Regions from separate parts of the Homo sapiens genome. Here all the other regions are linked to region 3. Evidence: chromatin contacts called from ENCODE Hi-C or POLR2A ChIA-PET data. All regions are on one chromosome and are shown on one strand. Each heading gives the region's core, a stretch centred on a gene start or an enhancer-like site at or near the end of the contact. The rest is flanking DNA. Distances are from core to core; before and after follow the strand shown. Region 1 overlaps SLC14A2 (solute carrier family 14 member 2). Region 2 overlaps LOC105372093 (a long non-coding RNA gene). Region 3 holds the start of SLC14A1 (solute carrier family 14 member 1 (Kidd blood group)).

What was found. A loop is a pair of places that touch in the nucleus more often than their neighbours do. ChIA-PET counts read pairs that join two places held with the same protein, here RNA polymerase II (POLR2A). Pooled maps may share reads with other maps.
Region 1: a map of natural killer cell shows a loop between it and region 3 (10-fold over the local background). The contact joins the enhancer-like site here to the promoter of SLC14A1 in region 3. A Hi-C loop is called at or near these places in 15 of 168 maps with a recorded cell type or tissue (B cell, CD4-positive, alpha-beta T cell, CD4-positive, alpha-beta memory T cell and 10 more), 34 of 37 single-sample maps with no recorded cell type and 21 of 50 pooled maps. POLR2A ChIA-PET finds 5 or more read pairs at or near these places in 5 of 52 experiments (CD4-positive, alpha-beta memory T cell, activated T-cell and activated naive CD4-positive, alpha-beta T cell).
Region 2: a loop to region 3 is called in a map of mammary epithelial cell, with 3 times the contacts of the local background. The contact joins the enhancer-like site here to the promoter of SLC14A1 in region 3. A Hi-C loop is called at or near these places in 5 of 168 maps with a recorded cell type or tissue (MCF 10A, endothelial cell of hepatic sinusoid, endothelial cell of umbilical vein and 2 more), 6 of 37 single-sample maps with no recorded cell type and 18 of 50 pooled maps. POLR2A ChIA-PET finds 5 or more read pairs at or near these places in 3 of 52 experiments (AG04450, activated T-cell and activated naive CD8-positive, alpha-beta T cell).

What each region holds. Positions count from the first base shown.
Region 1 is chr18:45,664,480-45,667,427 of GRCh38, forward strand. It overlaps SLC14A2 (solute carrier family 14 member 2), which reads left to right. Exons shown (of 20, transcript NM_007163.4): 12 at 1,658-1,740; 13 at 2,456-2,615. The region is part of intron 7 of LOC105372093 (a long non-coding RNA gene); the gene reads right to left. Among named protein-coding and RNA genes, the nearest start is that of SLC14A2, 50 kb to the left of the region's middle. Within about 2 kb of position 1,537, at least 7 of the 41 ENCODE cell types and tissues checked have a DNase peak (open chromatin) inside an H3K27ac peak, as active enhancers do; they include CD8-positive, alpha-beta T cell, GM12878 and natural killer cell, where a contact is called at or near this core.
Region 2 is chr18:45,686,566-45,689,511 of GRCh38, forward strand. The region is part of intron 7 of LOC105372093 (a long non-coding RNA gene); the gene reads right to left. Among named protein-coding and RNA genes, the nearest start is that of SLC14A1, 36 kb to the right of the region's middle. Within about 2 kb of position 1,251, at least 10 of the 41 ENCODE cell types and tissues checked have a DNase peak (open chromatin) inside an H3K27ac peak, as active enhancers do.
Region 3 is chr18:45,722,487-45,725,472 of GRCh38, forward strand. SLC14A1 (solute carrier family 14 member 1 (Kidd blood group)) reads left to right here and starts at 1,695. Exons shown (of 10, transcript NM_015865.7): 1 at 1,695-1,787; 2 at 2,464-2,527. The region is part of intron 6 of LOC105372093 (a long non-coding RNA gene); the gene reads right to left. It overlaps LOC105372092 (a long non-coding RNA gene), which reads left to right. Exons shown (of 4, transcript XR_935422.3): 4 at 452-549.

The DNA of each region.
Region 1 (2,948 bases), core at 287-2,786, 58 kb before region 3:
GTTTCCTCAACCAGCTGCAAGGTTGGAGCAGCCTCATGAAGATCCAGGACACAGGGACCATCTAATCCTGCCTCCAATCCCCAGAGAGGGGGCAGCATTGCCCAGAGTCACACAGCTGACTAGGGCCACTGTTGGGAATAAAAGTGACTCCCAAGTTAGTGCAACATCACATGCTCCCCAGAAGATGCCTGAATGACCTTCTTCCTCCAGCTCCCCCAAGTCTCATCATTTCATACCACAAGTCAGTTAGCCCAGAGAAATGGACTTTGAGTGAATATGGGAAAATACACGAGGTGGAGAGGGGATTGCCGAGGACATTGCACATCTCAAGGGCCCCTGTAGCTCAGGAGTTTGTCTTTGATAGAGGTTCCCCAGCAGAGTGTGGAAGAGACCACGGTTTGCCTCAAAGGCTTAATAAATTCCTCCTAACATCGTCTCAGGATAGGGGCTGTGGTTGGGGAGAGCATAGTAGAGAGCCCTGCAGCACTGGCAGGCAGAGAGGAGCTTCAGACAGAAACAGCGGGTCAGTGGGGATATCACACACAGGCCTCCAATTTCAAGGGATCCCTTCTGCTTCCTACTCTTCCTTTCAAAGCTTTCAAAATGAATTTGTTTGTCCTGAATGGTGTCACCTCCCAAACACACTGGTATCTGCAGTCCCTGTCCCTTCAGAAGTGGGAACACAGTGCCTTCGATGCATCCCTTCTAGTGTTTTGACACCCTGACGACTCATGAGTGCAGAACGGGGGAACAGGCAATTCAGTCTGAAAACACAGGGTAGTCAGAGCCCAGCCTGCTATTCTCACACTTGACCACAGGAGGGAACCAAAGCATCAAGAAGGAAACTTCCAGGGGCCTGAACATCTTTCAGGATGCATAAAACCCTACTGAAATTGGTGGTCTCTAAAAGTAAATTACCTGTAATAATAAAAATGTTTAGATCCACATTGCAAGAGTTTTCTACAATTACAAAGGCTTGCCAAAATCTGCTTCAAGAGATTACATGGATGTCTCTTGTCCTAATCCCACCAGCCATTGCTACTACAATACCTTAAAAAAACAAAAACAAAAACAAACAGAACAGCCTGAGGTCATCCAGGTGAGGAGAGTCATGGCCAAATTCAAACACAGATTATGCATGGCTCATGGCTCAGGCAGCTTAATACTTTATGAACAGGAAGTGAAGGGCTTCAACAACAACCAAGTTTCTTTTTTTTTTTTTTTTTTTTTTTTTTTTGTTCACCTTCAAGTTCTCCATGTGGAACAGGAGAAAGAACCCTGGATTCCGGGATCAAGCACAAGTCACTGTCTCTCCAGGCTGCTGTTTCCTCATCTAAAAAATTATCAAGGTTGAGCTAAATGAGGGCTTCTTAATTAAAAGTTAGTGGAATCTCTGAGCTCCCTAAATTCCTTGTAAAATGCCCTGTTTATATGAAGATGTACACTTTTTCCCCAAAGCGAGGGCCCAGATGGATCCATGACCAGTAAAAGAACAAAAGAGCCTTCGAGCTGCAAGGCCCCATGATTCTGTGCTTCCTCAGTAGGAACAGGAAATACTGCATAATCTTAACACCTCTTGAGCCTTGCAGGACATTAGCTTCTGAGGTGCCAGAGTAGAGGTGTCCTAACTGATGGTGCTCTTTCCTTCTAACTCCAGTGTTTGGAAAAGGCGAACACCAGGAAAGACAAAACAAAGACCCATTTCCCTATCGATACCGGAAGCCCACAGTCGAGCTGCTTGTGAGTACTGAGTGTCCTGAATCAGGGACAGCGCCCTACAGTCACAGAGCCCACAGCAGATGAGGGAGCTGAGAGCTGTAAACAAGGTTCTCCGATTTAGGCAAACTTTTCTTGCATTCGTATTTTCTGAAATGTAATTACCTGGGACAAAAATGTCTCTTTCACAGTTTACTTTGTAACTTTTCATATTCCTTGTATTTGAATTATTATCAGGCTTCCTTTAAACCCAGTATTCAAGCATTTAGGAAATAAGCTGGTGCCTGTTTTCAAAAACAGAATCTTCACATGTTCAATTTCATACCCTTATGTTTATGAACAGTTATATCTTAAAGACTAGACATGCCAGGGAGAAAGCCATTTCTTCTGGAAAGAGTATTAATGTTAAAAAAAAAAAAAGACTAAAAATCTGTGGTTAATCTCAGTTCTACTGTTTGACCTTGACCTTTGAAAATGAGAACCTCCACTTGCCAGAGTCCTCCTCCACAGAACGAAAGTAAAGATGTTATCTTACTGTGCCTCACGGTAGTTAACCTATTAGATGAGGTCATGTGTCAAACAAAAGACAGTCTAATCTACAGAAACAGGGAGGTTAAACAGCAATTTAATGAAATACCAAATGACAATCTTATTTGGTCCCTGAGTGACCACAAACATGAATTCTCAGTGTAAGAACCACCGAATGTGGGAGACTCTTGCCTATCTCTGTCCTGGACAGGATCTGGACACCATGGAGGAGAGCTCTGAGATAAAAGTGGAAACAAACATTTCCAAGACATCCTGGATTCGGAGTTCCATGGCTGCCAGTGGGAAAAGGGTCAGCAAAGCCCTCAGCTACATCACAGGAGAGATGAAGGAGTGTGGAGAGGGACTTAAAGGTAAAATTCTATGAGAACAACACTGACCCTGACCCTAAAAACTCACCTCCACCCATCCCCAGGAAACCCATTGCCATGGGGGTTCCCTATAGACTAGACTTAGACTAGACTGCACTCTGTTACTGTGGTCTTTCCTGGAAGCTGGGAGTTTTGCTGTTAAAACAGACATACAGCCTCTTGAACTATAAATAGCAATACATGCAAGAGTGTGAGCTCATGAGCTCTCATTTCTGAACAGAACACTTCTGCTATCTCAAATATCCCATCTGAATATTGCAGACAGGTGTTTTTCGCATTGGGATTCTAGAGCCAGCATTCTAGAAAAACGCCATC
Region 2 (2,946 bases), core at 1-2,500, 36 kb before region 3:
TGCACAGGTTCTTACTCTTGGTTAGATCAGGATCCTCTGATTCTGATGCCAGGCCCTACCTCAGGCCAATTAAGCCAGCAATGGGCCTGGGCACAGGTAATTTTTTTAAAGCTCCTGGGGTGATTCTAACATGCAGCTGGGGCAGGAAAACAACGGTGCTGCCTATTTCTTGGACCCCAACTGTTTCTAATTTGAGTCACTCTTCAGCACTCCGTTAAACCCCAGTCCCCATCCTCAGTTCCCAGGTGGGTTTGCATAAGGGGTAGTAGACCTGCCAGGAGATGCAGTGAGAAGCACTGAGCACTGAGGCAGGAGGAGCACAGACAGCACAGAGAATCCTCTAAAGTGAAGTTTCTCTCTTTCTCACTGTTGTTGGGGACTCACCCTGCACCACAAAGAAGACTAGATAAAGAAAACCACTAACCAGTAACATCCGGCTCAGTAGGCTGAGCACAAAAGCAAGGTTTTGCTTTGGCCCTAGACCTAGAAGCCTGCTGAGTGAGCGCCTTGGCCCTAGAAAAGAGGAGCAGGGGGTTGTCCGGAGCCCCTCCGACCACGCTGCTCTCAGTCAGGCACCACAGACACAGGCAGAGCTGGCTAGAGGTCAGAGGCATGGCCCCAGTGAGAAGCAGCAGCTGTGCCCTGTGAGCAGGTAGGATGGGGTTAAGGGCTGGCCTGGAATGGGGGCAGAAGGTGGAAGTTGGGAAATGGTGATGACAGCAGTTATTGCAAGGGGGCAAGCCAATGGGCAGGCAGTGGGCGTAGAAAAGCAGCTCCACTGAGACAGCCATGCAGGGAGCCCTGTGCAGGCAGACAGCTGTGGTCAGGGGTTAAAGAGGTGGAGAAAAGCAGAACATGGAGCCATGTAGAGAGCAGGTGCTGGCGGCCAGCTGGTACTGTAACAGGAAGAGTGCAAAAAAAAAAAAAAAATAGCAGTTTTTGCCATGGGGTGAGGCTCCACCCCTCTTTGAACTGTCTGGTGGGGCCAGGGCTGGGGCTGGGAGAGGGATGGGGTGGCTTTCACTCCTCTCCCCAGTGCTTGCTTCTTGATGGGTCAGTCTGGGTCACTAGGGTCCACCTGTCTCTTACGGCATGGCCTGAGCAGTAGTTTCAAGGGGTGTCATGGGGCGGGGAGGTGGGCAAGTCGGGCAGCAGAGCATTACAAACCCTGGGGCCCAGGCAACAGCCCAGACTAGCTCTATCAGAACCTTAGGGGCGGCCCAGGCCGGGGTGGTTGCCAAAGCTCCCCAGGGGGCCCCATCAGTAGAAGGTGTGGGGGCTGCTCGGTGCTGTGCTGTGCTGCTCTGTGCAGGGCTGCAGGGAGAAGATTCTCTAGAGAGCTCTCAAGTGGGAGGAGCCCCAGGCAGCATGATTTTGTCAAATGGAGATTGTCTCTGTCCCTGAGGTCAGAGGAGGGCTGTAACCATACAGTTCTTAACCTCTGGATTTGGACAAATGTAAGCTGTGTTCCTGGCCCCTCTAAAGACCTGTGAATCCTATTCTGCTCATCTGTGTGTAGTTCTTGTTTTTAAGCTTCCAGAGAGACACTGATTCCTAGCTAGTTTCTAACCCTAGCATACAGCAAGATGGAAAGCTCAGGACACAAGATTAAAGTGACAGCCTGGAGGGCAGGACAGGGAGTCTGGGCTGTGGCTGGAGCACCCATCACCATTCCTGGGCCACAAGCCGCCTTCAGGGACTGGCTTCCTGTTCTCCCAGGCCCCGCTGTGGCTCCTTGGCCTTAGCCCCAGGTTCTCAACATGAACAGACTGTGAACTCCTTGTGAACAGCGATGAGTTTTGTACATTCCCCTAACTGGGGCCTCTCTCCCGCAGTGAATGAGTAAGTGACAGACACAGTTATACTAAAGTTATAAGTTATGTCCAGCAAAAGAGAGGCATTGCCTTCTCTGTTGTCATCTGTCCTCCCATCAGTGTCTTGCAAGTCTTAATAGCTTTTGAACAAATGAATCATATTTACATTTTGTACTGGGCCCCATGAATTACGTAGCTGGTCCTGTGCTGAGCTCTTGGTGGCAACTGGAGCTTGCTCTCCCATGGCTGCAGCATCAAAGATCCCCCTGGGCTAGTTCTCTGCTTTCAAACTCCTTCCTCACCCATGACAGCATGAGACAGCAACACAACACCCCAATATACACAGAGCCTCACTTGTGGGGTACTCACTTGACAAGCACCCCAGGGAGCAAAGGAAGTGCAGAGAGAGGTGGCACCTTCTATCCTGAAGACCCAGCACACCCAGGCTCCATGGTGCAGGGACTGGAACAAACCAGGAAGGCACCCCACAACCAAAATATTTGTAGATTTTCCAGCTGGAGCAAAGGAAAGACCCAGACAGATCCCTACTCATAATCAGCTCATGAAACGCCCTACTGGAGAAAGGCAGAAAGAGTAGCTGGCTTTTTCCCCATCCCTGCATACTCCCCTGGGTGCTCTTTGAATCAATGTTTAGCCGGATTTCACCCAATCATGAGCGTGTGAGTGGGGAGCACCCCCATGACTTGGCTTCCTGCCCAACACATCACACCACAACCTGTGAATAACTCATCTTCCCCAACACATTATAACCTCTGAGGGGCCAGATTATGTATTTTCATGGCCCCCATTCCAGGCCTGGCACGTGGATACATATTTACTGACAGATGGACCCCTACTTCAGCATCCCTGTAAGCCTGGAATTAATTCCAGGAGGTGGGTACTAAGCAAGATAATGTTTAACCAAAATGCAGATTCTAGCACCTCCCCTGAACCCTAAGATATTGGGATTCAGTAAGTGATGGGGTATCTGCATTTTTACCTGCATCGCAAATGACTTAAGAAGGCCAATTCTCCTGGCTATCTGAAGAACTGAAGGAGGTGGGTAGACAGAGGGGGTCTCAGCACAGGAATTTGAGTAGAATTCACGTAGAAGCCCAGGACATGATTGCAT
Region 3 (2,986 bases), core at 445-2,944:
CCATGGGTGTCATGTGGAGGCAGCTTCAGGATGAGGTCCATAAATATGCATCATGGCCAAGTTGAGTGAAGGAATTAATGAAAAGCAAACATACAGGCAGAAGTTGGAAATATTGGACAGCACTGGAGTGGCTAAAAGTACAAACTTTGAGTCAGACTTTGAGCAAGTTATTTAAACTCTGAGCCTCAGATTGCTCATCTACAAAATGGGGACAATAGTATAATATAGGAATTTTGCAAATGCTCTACCATTTGTGGCAGTTATTATTCTCATTACCATCATTAGCATGATTATTTCTATCAGGGACAGTGGTCCATTTGCATAAGGAAGTCATGGAGACACTAGTATGATTCCTTTCATTCCCAAAGCAGGCCACTCACACTGTCTCCTGAAGATTCATTTTTCTCCTTCAGGGAAACCCGAGGAGCTTATTTTCTCCTTATTTTACCAGGGAAAAAATGTTGGAAGGAGATTTGCCTGAACCTGGAAACTCTTATTATGAACCTAGACCTATACACACCCTACCTCAGCTGCTCGGGAGGCACTTGGAGGAAGGATGTCCCAAGCCGGCAAGAACCCTGTGGTCTGGCGGGTGTCCAGCGGGTGGAGCCAGAGAGCTCCCAGCCATGGGCCACCTAGCTGAAGGCTGATAAGTACTATCTGCACATCCAAGCAGGCAGGAGACCCAGATAAAAGACCTATGACATCTGCATGGCTGGCTGTGGGATTACATATATATATTATATATATATTTAAAAGTATATGTATATATGTATATATATTACATATATACACACATATATATCTACACATATGTAATATATGTATATATGTATATTTATTATATGTATATATCTACATATATACATGTATGTATGTAATATAGATGTATATATGTTACATATATACACACATATACATATATACACATATATTTTTTTAAAATTCTGCACTCATAAAAGTAGATTTGAGTTAGATTTTTGCCATAACAGAACAAGCCACAAAATTGAAATTTAAAAAGAAGGGGGAAGGAGGAGATATTTTAATTCAGTTTTAGATTTCCCTGCTATAGAATGTTTGCTTCCTGACTTTTAAAGAGGCAGCAGAGTATGTCCAAGAATTCTCACCTGGGAAGACAGACATTCCAGGGAAACACTGATATTTTTGTTTTCTCCTCACTGGGAAAAAGGCAGCTGGCCTTCAGAAAACAACTTGCATGTACCTTATCTTCCCCACCCTCCCAACAGCCCCTCAGGCCCTTGCTGGAGTCTTACATCTGTGTAGAAGTTGTGCCAAGTCTAAGAAAATTTCACCCCAGGAGCAGTCGCTTAGCTTCCGAGTCCACACAGCAGCAACCTGCCCCATGGTTTTTAGTTTGACACCGTGTTGATCCTTTTCAGTTGTAAATCTTTCCAAAAATATGAGTAGGGGCCAGAGGAAACAGGAGAAGAAAAAGATGCATTTTGGTAGGATTATTGCTGGTCAAAGACCTTGGAATGCTGTGGAAACTGTGGCAAAGCAGTTGGTACTCTGTCAAGAACAGAGAGAGAGACATCGGGTACTGAAGCCAGGGGACCAGTTCCTTGGTGTTGCTTTGGCATTGATGCCTGAAGTGGGAGGAGAAAGCCGAGCCCACAAACACACAGAGCAGAGTGGGGCTCTGAGTATATAACTGTTAGGTGCCTCCCTCCAGCACCATCTCCTGAGAAGCACTCTCCCTTGTCGTGGAGGTGGGCAAATCTTTATCAGCCACTGCCTTCTGCTGCCAGGAAGCCAGCTAGAGTGGTGTAAGTACTCATCCTTATTTCTATTCATTTCCAACTATTCATCATTTGGGGCTTGTCTTCACAGTTCTAAGTTTTGCTCTTTTTCTTAATGAAGAAAATGTTTTATATCACCGGAATTGATCAGAAGTAGCAAAATCAGAGTTCTGGTAGACTAGAAAGCAATTTACCAAAGCCACAGGCTTCTTCCTGGAAGCTCAAAGGCATGCCTTTATTCGTGATTTCTGAAGCAAGGTGCATGCAGCACCTGAGCTGATGTGGAAGAGGGTTTGCAGGGAGGTGTCCACCCAATGTGCTCAATGATTCTGGGTTAATCAACACTATTAGGAGTTTCAGGTTGTGTTCTTGAAATAATAATTTGGGCTGTGTTCTTGAAATAAGTTCGAGGCGAGTGTCTACAAGACTCAAAAGAAAAAAGTGGGCCACTGGGAATGGCCCTTTCCAGTGATGGATTTATGGACTCCTCTGTGTGTGCTGTCATGCTGAAGGGAATGTTCTTGTGCACCCATCGGGAGAACAAGTCAGTCACAACTGAAGCCACGAATTTGGCAGCTTCCTTGCAGCTGCACTCTCTGGAGTCTGGAATCAAGACTTCTGGGAGTAGTGTTTTCCAAGGAGGGAAGTGTTTTAACCAGGACACAGGAATATCTGACAGCATTTTCTTTGTTTCCAATTACAGCTTTAAAGAAAACTGGGCATCTCCTGCTACTTAAAATCAAAAACTACCTAAAATAAAGATTATAGTAAGTACCAAATAAGTGTCAATGCTGAAAGTCTCTTTATTATGCTAGACCATGAGTGTTTAAATGCTTTCTTCTATATCCATATCCAACACTTCATATTATTTTTAAAAGTAATAGCTGAAGCATGGAAAATTGAAGACTTCAGGTCTCTCCAATTGCACAAATTTCTAATACATGCTGGCAATAGAATATATTTTATTTCGTGTAATAAAATAGAGGATATTAGTTGACCTGAAATCTTGATATTGCCTTGTATTAAAATGCTAAGCACTGCTTCATTTTACTAGTGATCTGGGGTATGAAAAGTGCTTTTTGACTTCTGCTGGAAAGCTCTTCAGGTGCAGCTTCCAGGATATTCTTGGGATGTTAACTTCAGCACACATAAGCCTTGCTGTAGATGTGTCAGCTTTGAGGCACAGGGAGACATTTGTTTGTCAGAGAGTAACTGCTTCTGGCAAG